2 separate regions of the Homo sapiens genome follow, and region 1 is linked to region 2. Evidence: chromatin loops called from intact Hi-C (ENCODE). Cell type or tissue: IMR-90. All regions are shown on one strand. Each heading gives the region's core, and the rest is flanking DNA. Links, peaks and the distances in the headings are about the cores only.

Region 1 (9,320 bases), core at 2,433-4,932, 57 kb before region 2:
ACAGATGGGATTGCACAGGCAGAGTTTAGTGTGAAGAACAGGATGAGGTGGTCCTCAGGGACCACATTTAGGGTTAGGAGAGGTGGAGGTGGAAAAGGAGACAGGGGCTATCGAGGAGCTGAGAAGACAATGTTGGGAGTGTGTGTCCTGCAAGCTGAGGTGTCCTGAGAGAGCAGACAGGGGCTCTGATAACCTGTCTTGGGGGTGGGGAGAAGAAATCAGCTTAAAGGGAATGAGGGAGTTGCACCAACGAAGAAGCATGACCGAGGCAGGGGCAATAGCAGGTATGACGCAAAGACATAAGAATGAGCAGGGATTGATACTGGCCATTGCAGATTAGTAAGAACCATGGGAGAGTAGGGTGCCGCATGAGGAGAGGCAAGAGTTGAGGCTACAAAAGAGGGGTGCAGGGCAGCTCCTAAACAGCTCTCTGCTCTATTTTAGTTAAGTGTGGATTCTGCTGAAATCTGCTGTGCTACGTTTGCGTAGGGACACAGCGGATCCCATTTGCAGGGACAGGAATTGCAGAGATATTTAAGAAACAGCACTGACAGGAATTACAGTTAGATATCTAATACCTTAAAAAGTTTAAAATTTTAAATTTCCATCAGGAAAGCATTACTCTTAGAGAAATAGATTATTAAAACTCATTGGTGATAGTCCAGATATGATTCATCAAAGTGGAAATGTCATTCCTTTAAAGATGTGAGTCATAGACATTGTTATAAGTTGGTGACACTGCAGCTGTTTTTGGAAACCACCATGTGTCTATATCCATTTTATGCATTTCACATACTACAGTATATCCAAAATTATTGGACGTTTTTCCTCAGCCACTGGGCACACACTACCTTATCTGTCATAATACCATTAGAAGTGGGTTGTCATTGAATACAAATGCCTTCGTGATATGAAAATTTACTAAAAAAAAATTATCTTTCCAAATGGAAAACACCAATCAGAATTACAAAAAAAAGAAAAAAAGAAAAAAGTACAAGCCATCAATGCTTCTAGATGGGTCATCTTAATACAGCCCAATTCCATTTCAAAAATGTAAATATCCAGCCTGATTGCACAAGTAGCTCACTACTTGGGTATAATGAAGTTGTTCCCACTGCATGGTGGAATTTGCTAAGGCCGTAGAGCAAAAATGTGATCACTTGCCAGCATGTGCTACAATTAATTATGTGAAATTTCCTGATATAAGAGCAAACACTATTGGATTACTTCAAACACTAAACAGGATCACTTTTAGGTTGAGCAAAAAAAAAGTGAAATGAGAATGGTGGGGCGTTGGTTGTGATTGTCAATCTCATCTCAGCCTGGATTGTTAGAAAAGGGCCAGACAGAAAGCTTCTCTTTTCTGAGGTCTTCACCTAGGATCCAGACAGACGGGGGAGGCTTTGGGCTGAAACTAAAAACCTAGGAACACCCAGTCATCATCAGAGGCTCTACCACTTATCCCAACTCTGCTCTGGGGTAGACAGACAGACACTGTCTCCTCCACCTACACAACTCAGTCACAGCTGCAGAGTTAATGCAGTGCTTCCCAAATGAATAAAGCTCTTGGCATTTCTGCTCCTCCATGTAGATGCACATGAGTAAATGGGACATTTCCATCCTTCCCTTCCCCTCCCCTCCCCTCCCTTCCCTTCCCACCCTTCCCCTCACCTCCCCTCCCTTCCTCTCCTCTCTCCTTCCCTTCCTCTTCTCCTTCCCCTTCCCCTTCTCCTTCCCCTTCCCCTCCCCCTTCCCCTTCTCCTTCCCCTTCCCCTCCCCCTTCTCTCCCCTCCCCTCCCTCCCCTCTCCTTCCTTCCTTCTTCCCTTCCTTCCTTGTTTTCTTCCTGCTTCTCTCCCTCCCTCTCCTATCCTTCCTTCTTCTTCCTTCTTCTCTCCTTTCTTTTTTTCCTGCTACAAATATTTGAACATCCTATTTTGTCCCAAATGCTGGGGACACACCAGTAAACAAATGGACAAAAATCCCTATCCTCATGGAATTCGTCTTCTAGTATGGAAGGTAATTTAACATGATTATCAGGCAGATTACATTTGCTTTGAAGTAAAGCCTGAAGACTTGAGTTGTAATCTTTTCCGTAGTCACTTGCTGTAGGATTTAAGTCGTTTCATGTCTCCAAGCCTTAGTTTACAAAATACCTAGGAGGATTAAGTGTTTGTCAGTTACTCAGTGCTCCATAAGTGCTCCATAAGTCAGTGTGATGAAACGTGCAGACATAACTGAAGCTGCAGATCTAGTAAGCTTTATGGCATTTAAACAATGGTTGGATTTGTAAATCCTATAATCCAATATTCTGTGTGTGGGCTCCTTTGTCCTTAAGATGAGACATGATTTCCAAATTGAGGTTGAAGAACTTTGAAATTCATTTCCTGGCATTATGCCCAAACCAGCCTGTCTTTGAGAAATCCTACCATCTAGAAGTGGCTGAGTTTCTGACTAGGTTGTGGTCACTGTGGCCTCCAGTTCTATTCAATTTGCCCTCTTGGGAAATGTGCCAGAGACTCCACCAGAGGCTCATCGCTTCCATCACTGCTGGTGTTCTCAATGCCACAGATCATTTTGGACGCAAAATGACAAGCATTTTACAGCAAAGCCTTATTAGCAAAAGGGAATTAAGTAAGAAGCTAAGGCAGGACTCATTTTACGTGCACATTAGGGCAAGGCTTTTGTCCTTTGCTTCCAGTTGCTTCCAAGTTACAATAATTTCCCTAATTTGACAGTATGTTAGAAGATGCAGATAATTTCCTTTAGGCCTCTAAAATTTGCTCACCTAGGAATCCCTCCCTGTCCTGGACTTTTCTTTACTTCATCCTAAACACAAACTTTCTCTTGCCTAGACAAACCTTGACGTCCGGTTCCCTGCCCACTCTTGCCAACAGCACCCAAGTCCTACCAAAGCCAGTGAGAGCCTCTGAGTTTTCCAACTGTGGTGTGGGTTGTTTGGATCTGTTGATTTTTAAAATGTTTTAATTCACTTTGTGCTTTGATTTTATGTAGACAGGGAGATGGTCATTCTCCGAATATTCTGATTTTCCATTTGAAAATAATTACTATTGTGCAAAGATGGTAAAGCTAAATTATTTCAACAAACCAATTAGAATATCCATTTTATGAACTGTTCTCTATTTTGGAAGAAAAATGAATTAAAACAAGACTAACATCAGGAAACTTTTCACATAACACATATTTATTACACACCCTCTGAACGAAGACGTTGTATTGGGCCCCAAGGCTCCCAGCCACTGAGCTCGTCGTGGCCTGTGGGGGCTGATTTGTCATCCAAGCCAAGATAGACATGGTTCCTGTCGTCATGGAGCTTGTCTCAGAGGAGAGGCATTGATCAGAAATGAAGTGGATTCATTAAGGGGGCCAATATTCGTTCAGGGTTAGCTCCACTCATTCCTGCCTGACCCCTGAGCCAGGAGGGGCTGAGAGATGCCCCAGATGGTGTTACCGAAGTAAAAAGGCGAACAAACATTTTAGGAAGCTTTTAACATGGGTTGAAACAAATTCAGTTAACCAGAAACCCATTCCCAATTTAATCCAGTTAATTGAGGTGTTATACAAACCCAAATATGCTTTTTGGGGAACGTCTGTATTTGCAAAGACGTCAGTGGTATATTTCCTTTGACCTGAAAACCTGGTGAGGTTGGTAACACAAGAATTGTTGGTCCTTATTTTACCATTAAGTAGAAACATGGCTTCTGAGTATTTCCTGTGTGCAGAGCCCTGTTTTCCCTGCGATGGGGTTTTTAAAAAATTGACATGAAAATGATTGGCCTTGATTACAACGTTAAAATGAAGAAGTTTCAGTAAATTCAAGTGCACAGGATGTACATTTTCCAGAGGGAGGTCCTCAGAGCCGAGACAGATCTAAGCAGCCTCAAGTGGCCACTGGGCTCAGCGTGGCCTGTGGGGGCTTATTTGTCATCCAAACCAGCGGTGTGGGTGGCTGAAGAAATTCCCACAAGCTGCAGACCACGGTTGACTCTCATGGTTTTTATTCGGTACTACGGAAGGCATTTCCTCCGAGATGATTCACTGGGGAAATTTGATATACTGTGGGGTGATGGGGCTGGTCTCTGACATTTTCATTACTGTATTAATTTTGTGTCCTCCCGACTCCTATCGGCTCCCACACGTACACAGCTGGCTATTGTTTCCCTTCATTCCAAACATGTATAACGTTTATTTTAAAAAAAACTCCAGAGCAGAAATTTACATCAATCCCTTTAAAATTCCATTCCGTTCGTTTTGGCCCGCTCTTCCAGTTTCCCACTCTGTGAATGAGCGACTTTGAGGGTGAAGGCCTTTGCAGTCCAGACTCTGCAGCTCTGTGTCACTGGGGTCCCACCATGTCACGAGCTTCTTTGCAGGTGCCCACGCGAAATGCAGACAAGACTCCGCCCAAGGTTCCAACAGACCGTCAATGAGTGGGGACAGCAGAAATCACAGGGACAAAGTTCACTTCTTATTTTTTTCTGCAATGTGTAGTGAAGTTTTTGTCTGAGAACAGATGACCATGTGGACAGCCAGCCCTGTACGGACTCCAAAGCTGGTGTTTGGAATGAGGGGCTTTGGCTTGCTGGCTTCCGTTGTGTCCTCTGTCCCCAACAAGCCATAGACCTTTTGTCTCTTTCCATGGATCCCCTTTCACCTGGCAGCGGAGTCCCTGCTGCCACCAAATGCAGACCCCCAACCTGTGTTCTGCGTCTCCCTCTGTCTCCTAAGCACCTTGACTCTACAAGTGTCTCCGTCTTTTGTAGCATCAGCATCTGTCTTCTGTGTCCTTCCCATCAGCCACATACTCCTTCATAGCTTTCGTCCTAAAACAAACAAACACCACCACCAGCAAGCTTCTTGAACTCCACAGATTACCCAGCTCCCTCTCGTTTCTCAGCTCTATGTCTCAGCCAAACCCCTCCTTCTAGCCTCTCTATAAACTGCTGTCATCAGGCTCTGACCCCACGGAAATGTCCTTTTGCCCCACCATCAGTATGCTCCATGCTGTGACTCTGTCCTCATCTTACCTAAGCTACCCTTGGTGGGCTTTAGTACCCTTGGCCTCCTCTAAAACCTTTCTTCTCCCAGCGTCCATGACTCCATGCTCTCCCGGTTTTCCCCAGAGTGGGAAGCCTTCCATCCTATTCACAGCAAAGCCCTGCCAGCTCTAGTCCAGGTCCGTCTCTGCTCTCACCTCCCTCTCCCCATCCTGCCTGGTGTCCCCTGACTTGGAGGGAGCACATGTGCTTGTTGCTATGGTGCAGGGTGGACTGCCAGGGAGGTAATGGTGGAGCCCAAAGAGCCTTCACATCTGAGATGCAGCAGGAGATAAAATGAGAGTGTTCCCCAGCTCCAATCTAAAGTAAAAATGTTACAGCAAAGGGCCTGGGATTTAGGTATGCCAATACAGGTTACAAATGTAATATGTGCTATGAAGCGAAGGCTCTTTCCATATTTAAATACACTACAAAACAATTCTGAAAGAATGTGACTAGGTTATATTCAAAACGATAGTGCAGGAGGCATCCCTCTTTCTTTAAAATTGCTTGCTTGAAGGTAGGTCATAAAATGAATCACTGGTCAGCATTTTGGCAGCCATGCTGGGGCTATGCTCCCGGGCACTGGCCTCATTTGCCTCCTTTGGAAACGAGTTGCAACTTAACTCAAGCCGAGCCAGGCAGCCTGTTAGCAATTATAATGCAATACTACAAGATTCATATCCTGTTAAGGGACTTTAAAAATCAGATCATCACTCAGAAAGCCTAGCAGTCAAGTCAGAGTTGTCAGAGCAAAATGGAACAATCAAAACCCCAGAGCGAAGCTTTGTAATTTTGTAGCAGGACAAGCCGCAGACAAATCCCCTCAGACACGGAGTTAAAGAAGGAAGGGCTTCATTTGGCCGGGAGCTTCCGCAAAACTCACGTCTCCAAAAACCGAGCTCCGCAAGTGAGCAATTCCTGTCCCTTTTAAGGGCTTAGAACTCTAAGGGGGTCCACGCGAGAGGGTTGTGATTGATTGAGCAAGCAGTGGGTATGTGACTGGGGGCTGCATGCACCGGTAATCAGAACGGAATGGAACAGAACAGGACAGGGATTTTCACAGTGCTTTTCCATACAATGTCTGGAGTCTATAGATAACATAACCGATTAGGTCAGGGGTCGATCTTTAACCAGGCCCAGGGCTCGGCGCCGGGCTGTCTGCCTGTGGATTCCATTTCTGCCTTTTAGTTTTTACTTCTTCTTTCTTTGGAGGCAGAAATTGGGCATAAGACAATATGAGGGGTGGTTTCCTCCCTTAATTTAGTTCACTGAACAAACTGGAAAAAGTGAGCCCGTTTCAACAGATACGATGAATTTGTTAAGTTTGTATTACTCTCACCTTTAACAATAAAAATCTTCAGCTTTTTACTAAAAATGTATGGAGAGAATATTCTAGATTCTATCACACGTTAGGACTGACAGATGAGAGATCTACAGCACCACACGGTTATTAAAATGATGAATGTGAGTAGAAAGCCACCATTACCCTAAACACAGCACAATGGTGGCAGTTTTCCTCTTGCTTAGGCATTTGGTAGATGGAGAAAATGAAAAGCTGGGTCAAAGTGTACATTTTTTTTTCTGTCAACATACATGCTTTTTATTGTGGCAAAGAATATTATACATGGCATAAAATTTACCACTTTAACCACTTTTGAGTGTACAATTCAATGCATTAAATATTCATATATTTTTTTGAAACTTTTATTTTAGGTTCAGGGGTACATGTGCAGGTTTTTTATATAGGTAAACTCATGTAATGGGAATTGTTGTAGAGATTATTTGGACACCCTGGTACTAAGCCTAATACCCAAATTTTTAAAAATTCTCTCCCTCCTCCCACTCTCCACCCTCAAGTAGGCTCCAGTGTCTGTTGTTCCCCTCTTTGTGTCCATGTGATCTCATCATCCCACTTATAAGTGAGAACGTGCGGTATTTGGTCTTCTGTTCCTGTGGTATAGTTTGCTACAGATAATGGCCTCCAAAAGACATGATCTCATTCTTTTTTATGGCTGCATAGCATTTGACGGTGTGTATGTACCACATTTTCTTTATCCAATCTGTCACTGGTGGGCGTTTAGGTTGATTCCATGCCTTTGCTATTGTGAACAGTGCTGCATTGAACATTTGTGTGCATGTGTCTTTGTGGTAGAATGATTTATAGTCCTTTGGGTATATACCTAGTAATGGAATTGCTGGGTTGAATGGTAGTTCTGTTTTTGGCAATTTGAGGAATTGCCACATTGCTTTCCACAATGGCTGAACTAATTTACACCCCCACCAACAGAGTGTAAGTGTTCCCTTTTCTCTGTAACCTTGCAAGCATCTGTTATTTTTCGACATTTTATTAATAGCCATTCTGACTGGTGTCATATGGTATCTCATTGTGGTTTTGATTTGCATTTCTTTAATGATCAGTGACATGGTTTTAATTTGGGTTCCCACCCAAATCTCATGTTCAACTGTAATCCCCCATGTTGGAGATACGGCCTGGTGGGAGATGACTGGATCATGGGGGTGGATCCTTCATCAACGGTTTGGCACCATCCCCTTGGTGCTGTTCTTCTAATGGTGAGTGAGTTCTCGTGAGATCTGGTTGTTTAAAAGTGTGTTGCACTATCTCTCTCTTTCTCTTGCTCCTACTCTGGCCATGTGATGTGCTCACTCCCCCGTACCTTCCACCATGATTATAAGTTTCCTGAGGCCTCCCCAGAAACTGAGCAGATGCCAGTATCGTGTTTCCTGCACAACCTTCAGAACCATGAGCCAATTCAAACTCTTTTCTTTACAAATTACTCAGTCTCAGATATTTCTTTATAGCTATGCAAGAATGGACTAATACAATCTGTGATATTGAGATTTTTTTCATATGCTTGTTGGCTGAATGTATTTTTTCTTTTGAAAAGTGGCTGTTCATGTCCTTTGCTCACTTTTTAATGGTTTTTTTTTTTCTTGTAAATCTGTTTAAGTACCTTATAGATGCTGGATATTAGACCTTTGTCAGTTGCATCATTTGCAAATATTTTCTCCCATTCTGTAGGTTGTCTGTTTACTCTCTTGATAGTTTCTTTCACCGTGCAGAAGCTCTTAAGTTTAATTAGATCCCATTTGCCAACTTTTGCTTTTGTTGTGATTGCTTTTGGTGTCTTGATCATGAAATCTTTACCTGCTCCTATGTCCAGGAAGGTATTGCCTAGGTTGTCTTCCAGGGCTTTTATAGCTTTGGGTTTTACATTTAAGCCTTTAATTCATCTTGAGTTGATCTCTGTATATAATGTAAGGGATCCAGTTTTAATTTTCTGCATTTGGCTAGCCTGTTATCCAATCACCATTTATTAAATAGGGAGTCCTTTCCCCATCACTTGTTTTTGTCAGTTTTGTCAAAGGTCAGATGGTTGTAGGTCTGTGGCCTTATTTCTGGGCTTTCTATTCTGTTCCATTGGTCTGTATGTCTGTTATTGTGCCCGTGCCATGCTGTCTTGGTTATGTTAGCCCTGTAGTATAGTCTGAAGTTGGCTAGTGTGATGCCTCCAGCTTTGTTCTTTTTATTTAGGATTGCCTTGACTATCCACGCTCTTTTTTGGTTCCATATGATTTTAAAGTAGTTTTTTCCTAGTTCTGTGAAGTATGTCATTGGTAGTTTCATAGCAATAGCATTGAATCTGTAAATAGCTTTTGGCAGTATGGCTATTTTAATGATATTGATTATTTCTATCCATGAGCATGGGATGTTTTCCATTTGTTTGTGTCATCTCTGATTTCTCTGAGCAGTGTTTTGTAAGTCTCATTGTAGAGATCTTTCACCTCCCTAGTTAGCTGTATTTCTAGGTATTTTATTCTTTTTGTGGCAATTGTGAATGGATTGCATTTCTGATTTGGCTCTCAACTTGGCTGTTGTTGGTATATAGGAATGCTAGTGATTTTTGTACATTGATTTTTGTACCCTGAAACTCTGCTGAAGTTGTTTATCAGTTGAAGGAGATTTGGGGCTGAAATTGTGGGGTTTCCTAGATATAGAATCATGTGATCTGCAAATAGGAATTGTTTAATAGGAGTGGTAAGAGAGGGCATCCTTGTCTTGTGCTGGTTTTTAAGGGAAATGCTTCCAGCTTTTCCCCATTCAGTATGATGTTGGCTGTGGGTTTGTCATAGATAGGCTTTTATTATTTTGAGGTGTGTTCCTTCAATCCCTAGTTTATTGAGAATTTTTAACATGAAGGATGTTGATTTTTATCAAAAGCCTTTTCTGCATCTATTGAGAT
Region 2 (9,320 bases), core at 2,802-5,301:
GATTAGCCCCACACAAAGCTGCCATCACTTGGTTTCTGGAATTGGAGATGGGTGTGTAAGTGGTGTCTGAGCGTCCACCATCTAGATCACTCATATCATCTGATGCCCTATATTATATCTGGTTCCAGTTCTAAAAATGTTATCTCATTGATTATGAGAACAATATGCCCTCACTCCTCCTTGGAGAGGGGGAGAACTAGTGCAATCTGAGACATAGTGCACTCAAATATGCTGGCCATACCCAATCTCTGTTGACTTAACCCAAGAGGGTTACTGGTATAATGTATGGTGACTGAAACTGCAGATGAGTAAGACCGAACTGATATTCATATCTCCTTTTTCTTTTCCTCAATTTACATTTTCCTACCTTTCAAACACACTTTGCTGGGTCTGGGTTGCTTGCCTGGTTGAGGGACTTAAACTTGTAACCCTGAGGGGTCTGAGCCCTTGTCAAGCAATAGTGGCTGCAATAATCCTTCCACAGTGATTTCTAGGGAATCCTGGAAGCATCAAGGTACACGCAAGTATAGTGCCCAGGTTCCAGACACATCCACCCCTGCCTCCATTGCATGGAATGGTGTTTCTCTAAGTATGGTCTACAGACTTCTGGGGGTTTTCCCGAACAGCCTTTCATGGTTCTGCAAGGTCAAAATTATTTTCACAATAACATTAAGAAAATATTCCATGCAAAAGAATTTCAAATAATTTATGTAGATAGTTCATCCTCCAGGAGGCGGGGCATAACTCTCCACTCATTAAATGTAGGCTGCACATGGTGACTTCTTTTCAAAGGGTGCAGCATGGAAAAGAGAGAAGGTAAGTTTGCACTGTAGAAACCTGACAAACACATTGATCACCTGGCAAACCTGTCAGTTGATCAAAGTCAACATCAACAATAACAAGTCAGGTTGAGGCTGGGCGCAGTGGCTCAGGCCTATAATCCCAGCACTTTGGGAGGCCGAGCAGGTGGATCACCTGAGGTCAGGAGTTTGTGGCCAGCCTAGTCAACATGGTGAAACCCCGTCTCTAATAAACATACAAAAATTAGCCGGGTGTGGTGGTGCACACCTATAATCCCGGCTACTCGGGAGGCTGCGACAGGAGCATCGCGTGAACCCAGGAGGTGAAGGTTGCAGTGAGCCAAGATCGTGCCACTGCACTCCAGCTAGGGCAACAAGAGCAAAACACCATGTCAAAAAAAAAAAAGAAGTTAGGTTGATAGTATCTACCCTTAATATGATGCAGTTAGAATGGTGCTTCTCTTCTGTGGTGTTTCTTCCCCAAAACCCACAAACCCAGTCTAATTCAGAGAAAACATCAACAAGCCCCGATGAAAGAACATTCTACAAGATACCTGACCACTGTTCCTCAACATTGTCAAGGTCACCAAAATCAAGGAAGGTCTGAGAAATGGACAGTCAAGATGAGCCTAAGGAAACATGACAAGGAAGTATCATGTGATATCCTTGACGGGATCCTGAAACAGAAAAAGGACATTGGGTGAAACTCAGCAAATCTGAATAAAGCATGGATTTCAGCTAATGCTAATGGTTGTGACCAAAGTACCATACTAATAAAAGATATTAATCATCAGGGAAATAGAGTGTGGGGTTCATGAAAACTCTGTATGACCTTTGCAATGTTTCTGTAAATCGAGGCTGCAGTTAATACCACTGTAGTGCACACTTGAAATTTGTTAAGAAAAGGGTGGGCGGTGGCGAGTGATAAAAGACCACACATTGGTTACAGTGTACATTGCTTGGGTGATGGGTGCACCAAAATCTCAGAAATCACCACTAAAGAACTTATCCATGTAACCAAACACCACCTGTTCTCCAAAAACCTATTGAAATAAAAAAATTAAAAAGTGATTTAAAAAGTGGATCTTAAATGTACTCAGCAAGCACGCACAAATGGTAGCTACGTGAGGTGATGTGTGTGTCAATTAGCTTGATTGTATCACAAAGTGTACACATATCAAATCATCACATTATACATCTACTTATATAATTTTTGTCAATTATACATTAAAAAATAACAAATATTCCAGAATAAAAAACTTATTTAAAAACTCCACTAAGACATTTTTGCCTTCTCTACTGTGTTGACATTTTCCCTAAGGGTGCAAAAACCATGGTTCCAGCACCTTGGCAGGAACCCAGGCAGTGACATCAAATTCTACCAGGACACCTGAGCTCTCCATTGCCACAGCAGTATTTCATAAATAAATTTTATTTATAAAATCAATAAAATTATTGATTTTATTAAATTTTAACTTTTGAGGACCTGTCCTTTGAATATTCTGAGTGCCAAGATGGGGAGAACACATATGAGACCTCCGTACACCAACTACAAGGGTTATCCCAAAGAAGAGCTCTCATGCATTGTTTGTGTTGTGAGCTGAGCTAGTCTCTTTTTTCATAGAACACCAATTTTCTTTTTTTTTTTTTTTTTAGATGGAGTCTCCCTCTGTCGCCCAGGCTGGAGTGCATTGTGCATTGGTGCGATCTTGACTCACTGCAACTTCCGCCTCCCAGGTTCAAGTGATTCTCCTGCTTCAGCCTCCCGAGTAGCTGGGATTACAGGCGTGTGCCACCATGCCTGGCTACCTTTTGTGTTTTTAGTAGAGATAGGTTTTTGCTGTGTTGGCCAGGCTGGTCTTGAACTCCTGACCTCAAATGATCGCCCGTCTCTGCCTCCCAAAGTGCTGGGATTACATGCGTAAGCCACTGTGCCAAGCCTAGAACGCCATTTTTACTTGAAAGAATAACTGAAAGACAAATTATGGTTGTTCGGACTTAGGTATTTGCCAGAGAGTTGCTAAAAGAATTAATGGTGTGGGCCTGTCACTTCAAGGAAAACAATTGACCATGAAAATTCGAACTTTCAAGCACAGATTAGAACTTTATACAATGGTCACTAACTCAAGTGACACCCTGGAACCCTGAATGAATCTTTGTTGACTGGCACATTTACTTGTAGAACTTATTTTCAACGTCTTAATGTTCCATGTTTTCCTAATAATTATCATCATATTATTCATATCTAAGTGAATTTTTAAAACCACAATTTATGTACATTTTCTATTCCTAGTCTCCAGGTCTAGTGGAGTCTGTTTGCCTGGGTTTGGTGAAAGCAGAAAATAATTTTGTTGCAGGGCAGGGTGAAAAAAACAGAATCTGTCCCAATAGCCTGGAGGGTGTGGAGACTGTCACCGTCCTTCCTGACTGAGGGGAGTTTGATGCCTAAATGAAAGATGCCATGAACATGAACATACGCATGCATGTACCTTTGTAGTCCAGTGATTTATTTTCCTTTGGGTATATACCCAGTAATGGGATTGCTGGGTCAAATGGTATTTCTGGTTCTAGATAAGTGGGAGCTGAGCAATGAGAACACATGGACACAGGGAGGGGAACAACACAGTAGGGCCTGCTGGTGGGTGGGTGGCGGGGAGGCAGAGCATTAGGAAAAATAGCTAATGCATGCTGGGCTTAATACCTAGGTGATGGGTTAATAGGTGCAGCAAACCACCTTGGCACACGTTTACCTATGTAACAAACCTGCACATCCTGCACATGTACCCAGGAACTTAAAATAAAAATACAAATTTTTTATAAAAGAAAGACGCCAGATGGGCTCAGTGATTAAGATGAGGGATTTCTTAGGCAGAGTCTGAGACGGGGGTCTTGTGGAAATGATCTATTGTAGGACCTGTGGGCAGAAAGGGAGTGAAGGAAGCCAAGAAGCCTGGAGAAGGGTGGAGCCAGGCAGGTTCTTGGCTGGGGTCCAGTTTCTGCCTGATCCCCGGGGAAGTTGGGGAGTGTGAATTGCACCACGGAGTGGTCCCACTGTGAGGGAGGGGGCCTGGGCTTTTGTCCTAGTCAGGCTTGGCCCTTGGCTGCCTTGTGTGTGGGAGAGTAATCTTCTGGGCCCAGAAGCTGTTACTGTCCCAAGGGAACTTCTCTGGAAATGGGCAGCTGTGAGCCCTCGGCAGCCAATGCTCACAGACCTAGAGGATGGGGCACCAGCCCAGAGATCTGGGCAGGGAACAGAGAGTATCCACTACAAGGTTTCAGCAGTCCCTGTTTTCTCTGAACAAAAGCCCACAACCCCAGAAGCCAGGATGACTTGGGGCAACCCGTGACACATAAGACCAACACATTCTTCTTAGGGGAATTCCTGCAGGGAATAGTTGAGGTCCTGGCTGCAATTCAAGAATGAGTTGCATCTTGGAGCTCCTTCATGAGGCCAGCCCTTGGGACCAAGAGTTCCTTTCTACCCTCGCCACTTCAAAGCCATCCTGGAAGAGTGCATGTGCATGTGTGTGTGCATGCAAGGTGCGTGGATGCATGTGTGCACATGCATCAGGTAGGCACATGGATGGCTTCTAGTCAAATAAAAAAATCCACACGACTGTATGGAGCTTCTCTGATCCATTTTGGCTGGCTAGATGTGATCATGGATTTTTATGTAAAATACAATTAGTTTTACGTATTGTTGCACAGTTTGGACCTATTAGAAAAGACCATTAAGGCTAAAAATAGAACCAGAAGAAAAAGGGGACTGACAGCAGACAAATCCCCTAACTTAATTCTCTCCGTGTAAGGTAATCTAGAAGGGTATGGAGGGAAATGTTAGGCAGGGGCCACTAGAAGGCAAAGGGATTTTTCTGCCTGGACATCTAAGTTTAAGAAAACATTGCTTGGGGGTGCGCTGGTGACAGCAGCTGCTGTACAAATGCAGCCATCCACCCCGGGTCAGTTTGCTTTTTGATTGATAACTTGGGAGCAGACTCAACACATCTGGACCATACACATCTGGAAAGAGAGTTGCCAAATTAAACATGCACTAACTTCACACTGTCTCCCAGATTGTTTAGTTTTGGGGAAACTGAGGAAGCAGTGGGAAATGGGGGCCCCAGCAGCTTTGTCTGAGCAGTTTGTTTTCCACTGAAAATCCAGGTCCCCAAAGAGGTTTTCAGGTATTTCAGTTTTGAGAACCGTAATATTGGAATACGATTGTTTTGGTGAAACCAACCTGACCGTAAATGAACTTTGCTTTCAAAGTTATCGTATGCCAAGATTCTTATTGTCTAGAGAGTAACGGCATGTAGAATGTTTAATCAATATGTAGTCAAGCCAATCAGTTTCTCATCAGACAAAAATGCTGTGGTAATATTCTGTCTCTGTGGTCTATTATTTTTCTTTACCCAATAAGATAAAAAATCTTTTTTCTTCATGAGCAAAATGGTCATTTCCCCAAGCACGTTATAAACAGGAAATGCACCATCTGCAGTCACTTTTTCTCCCTTGGGTCCGCAAACCACCTGCATTCCAAACTCACCAGGCTGCACTCTGGGACGTTGCCACGCTTGCTAAGGGAAAGTTTGGCTTTCCGTGGGGATGTTTTGTGAAGAGATGACAGCGAGCTCCCAAAGATGCCAATTTCAATACTAAAGAGAAAAAAGAAACATGATCTTTTAAAAGAAACAATATAAATTTCACTAGATACCAACCCTTCAACTGAATAAAATTAGTAAAATTGATCTCCACAGCTAACATTTGCAATCACTGTGCTAAGCAAGTTACTCAGGTTAACTGAGTTCACCTCTACAAGCTCCTATGAGTTAAGTCTGCTTGTTATCCTCCTTTTTGAGATGAGAACCGGAGGCACAGAAGAGGTTATTCAAGCCAGAAGTGGCAGAGAGAGATTTGAACCCAGACAGTCTGACTCCAGCAATGACCTATGTTCCTATTAGGCTCCTAGAGTCAGGGGCACTGGCCCTTATGTGCAGAGAAGGGTGTGGGTCCAGGTTCTCCAGCCAGGTAGACCGTCTCCCCAGCCACTCTCTGGCTGTGTGTTGTGTAGGGCAGCACATTTGGAGCCTCACAGAACACAGAGACTCACAGAACAGAGCCTGGGAAGTGGAACAGCCTTCAGACACAACGAGAGAGAGAGAGTGCCACCGCCTGCGGGAGGGTCGCCACTTCCCCTTCTGAGCAGAGCTTGGGTGGATCAGGTGGGGAAGGGTAGGGTCGTTATTCCCCATGTACTAGGAAGCCTGGTTGAGAGGACATGTAGCTTAGGGAGAGCCTGTGCTGGAGGAACAGGGGTGGGCGAGGGCCCCCACCCAGGTTCTGCCCCGCTACCAGCTGTGTGACCTGGGACAAAGCAGTTATCTTCTCTGGTCTTTGTTTTATTCCTCTATAACAGGAGAGGTTTGGTGGACAGAATCAGATGTAGATATAAGTACAGGTGAAGATAGGCCAACATGCAAAGACTCATCTAGACTAGATGATAAAACCCACTTTGTTACGGATTTGAGCAGGAAGGATTGCACCATGTATAGTGCTGGCAACTAATGAAGTATTTGGAAATGAGTTAATTCGGTCCTCGCCTTATATCAAACACTAAAGTCAACTCTAAATGTGTTAAAGAGCTACATGTTAAACAAAGAAAGAAAATAAATCCCTAAGAAACCATAAGAATTATAAGTAAATGTTAATTTCAGAATGGGAAAGGACATTATTCATAAAAGCAAAAAAAAAATTTACAAAAGGGAAAGATTTAAGTAATGCCTAAATGAAAAATTTAACCCAATAGAAATTTAGGGGAAATATTTATTAAAAAGGGTTTTAATGTCTCTTGACTATCTTTTAAATGGTTGCTAAGTTGATAGTAGCTTCATCTATCTTCTTATTGATTTTATTTGTAGCTCTTTGCTAAAGCACGAGGTTAAACCTCTTCAAGTGTTTGTTCATGCCCTTTACCTATTTTTTAATTGGTATATTCATCTTTTTTTAATTTAAAAATTCTTTGTATATTAAGGAAATTAATCATTTATTTATTATATACTGTAAAGAATTTTCTGTTAGTATATTGCTGTTGATTTAAAGTGTGAAAGTGTAGTTTAAAAAAAGTTCTTTTTTGCTAAATAATATGTATTTGAATCCACTTTTTTTCCTTTATACTTTTTGGTTTTGAAATCACTCTACTTCAGTATTATTAAAGGTTTCACCAGAAATGATTCCTCATAATTTTATGATTTTGTATTTTGCTTTTAAATATTTTACCCATCTGGAATTAATTTTGATTCTAAGAGTGAGCCAAAGATCTGGCTTTATATTTTTTTTTACAAAAGTCCCCCAAATATTTATTGAATAATTTTTTTCTCCTCATTTGAAAAGATACTTTTTATCATAAAGTACATCGTGACATACATATTTCTATTTCTGGACTCTCATTCTATTACATTGATCTGCCCATCTATTTCAGGGTCAGTTTTATACTCCTTTACTATCATTTGATAATGCACTTGAGTATTTGATAGGATAAATCTGATTTAAACGAGTCTCCTTTTTCCTCACCCGAGAATTTTCTTAACTCTTCTATGTCTCTTCTTCTTGTCATTCTAACATGCTAAATTCCTACTGGAATTTTTATTGCATTACTTGGAATTTGTGGATATATTTAGAGATTGCTAATATTCATAATAGAGACTTCTCTGCAAAAACAAGGGACACATTTTATTTTACACTTTACGGAATTTAAAAAATTAAAATGGTACATGCCCACGAGTTAAAAAGTCAAACACCACTACAATATTTAGCAGTCATTGAATGCACTTACACACATATTTTTCAATGGTATTCATACTACCATGTCTATTGTCTTCTTACTTGTGGTAAGTGAGTGAGGAGTGAATTATTTCAATAGATTCAGGGAAAATTTTTTAAACTTTTTTTTTTTTTTTTTTTTTGAGATGGAGTCTTGCTCTGCCGCCCGGGCTGGAGTGCAGTGGCGCGATCTCGGCTCACTGCAAGCTCCGCCTCCCGGGTTCACGCCATTCTCCTGCCTCAGCCTCCCGACTAGCTGGGACTACAGGCGCCCGCCACCACGCCCCGCTAATTTTTTGTATTTTTAGTAGAGACGGGGTTTCACCGCGTTAGCCAGGATGGTCTTGATCTCCTGACCTCGTGATCCTCCTGCCTCGGCCTCCCAAAGTGCTGGGATTACAGGCGTGAGCCACCGCGCCCGGCCTGGGAAAACTTTTAATAAAATTCAGCACTCACTTATGATAAAAACTCAGGAAGTGAGCAACAGAAGGAGACTTTTGCAATCTCTTAAAGGGCATCTAAGAGAAATCTAGTTTAGCTAGACTGACCCCCTATCATCCAAAAACGAGAGACAGAGGACTCAAATTACTAAAAGCAATGCTGAAGTGGGGAACATTACTACTGACCTCAGAGAAATTTAAAAAGTATATAAGGGAATCCTATACAAAACAGTATGCCAACACATTAAATGACCTAGATGAAATGAACCGATTCCTCAAAAGATACAAACTGCCAAAACTAAATGGAGAAGAAATTTTAAAAACCTGAATGTATCTATAACAAGTAAAGAGATTGAATTGGCAATCCAAAATTTTCCCACAAAGAATGTCCCAAGACTAGGTGGCCTCACTGGTGAATCCTCTCAAACGTTTAAAGAATTAACACCAATTCTTCACAAACTCTTCCAAAAAAATAGAATGTAATGGGTCATTACCCAATTCCTTCTATAAAGTCTGTGTTAATTGAAACCAGATGCAAATATCACAAGAAGAGAAAACTACAGATGAATATTCCTTATAAATATTGATGCTAATGTCTTAAAACCTAAAGCCAACACATATAGGAAGTGTTCTACACCATGACCAAGTGGGATTTATTCCAGAAATAGAATGCTGGCTTAACATGTAGCATGTCCACGTGGACCAGTTTTACATCTCTATTTCTTTGCTGAGACTTTGAGTTTCTTTGGTGAGACCTTGGAGTTTCACATTTGTTTCACATATGTTTGTAATCTCTCTTTGAGACATTTTACTGATGGCTGCTTTAAAATCTTTGTCAGATAATTCTAGTCTCTGCTATTTTGGTGTTGGAACCTATTGTTGTTTTTTAATCGGTTTAAGATCTTCCCGGTTCTCTGAGAAATTTTTGATTGAAACCTAAACATTTTGGGCATTTTCTTTGAGACGGTGAATCTTATTTAAATTTTCTGTTTGAGCAAGTTCCTCTGACACTGCTCTGGCAGAGGCAGTGGGTGGGGGCGCCTCATTCCTGCCAGGTGGGGGGTAGAAGGACAGGTTCCCCACTGAGCCTCCTTTCATTCCTGAGGGTGGGGGTTGTCTTTTCTGATAGGCGGAGGTGGGAGTTCTAGCTTCCTGTTGTATCTCCACTAAAACCTCCCTGACTGGGAGAAGTCAGAATGCTGACTTCTGCTGGTTACTGCTTGAGTGCGTGTGGCCTCCACTGACAAAGGGACGTGAGGGG

Evidence for each region. Peaks named below come from ENCODE experiments on the same cell type or tissue, not always from the same donor. Only the 100,000 strongest peaks of a DNase experiment are listed, where the experiment ranks them.
Region 1: it touches region 2 in a loop (5-fold over the local background); 12 of 110 quality-filtered maps call a loop at or near these places.

The regions. Positions count from the first base shown.
Region 1 is chr2:237,275,123-237,284,442 of GRCh38, reverse strand. No RefSeq gene overlaps it. Among named protein-coding and RNA genes, the nearest start is that of COL6A3, 130 kb to the left of the region's middle. In IMR-90, for the core only: a CTCF peak has its summit at 3,985; DNase peaks (open chromatin) are centred at 4,032 and 4,872; H3K27ac peaks cover 2,461 bases.
Region 2 is chr2:237,218,295-237,227,614 of GRCh38, reverse strand. It overlaps LOC105373953 (a long non-coding RNA gene), which reads right to left. Exons shown (of 6, transcript XR_924035.3): 2 at 5,347-5,455; 3 at 1,355-1,477. Among named protein-coding and RNA genes, the nearest start is that of COPS8, 140 kb to the right of the region's middle. RefSeq lists an enhancer at 8,909-9,320. In IMR-90, for the core only: no CTCF peak of the experiment used is centred there; DNase peaks (open chromatin) are centred at 4,174, 4,664 and 5,274; H3K27ac peaks cover 2,321 bases.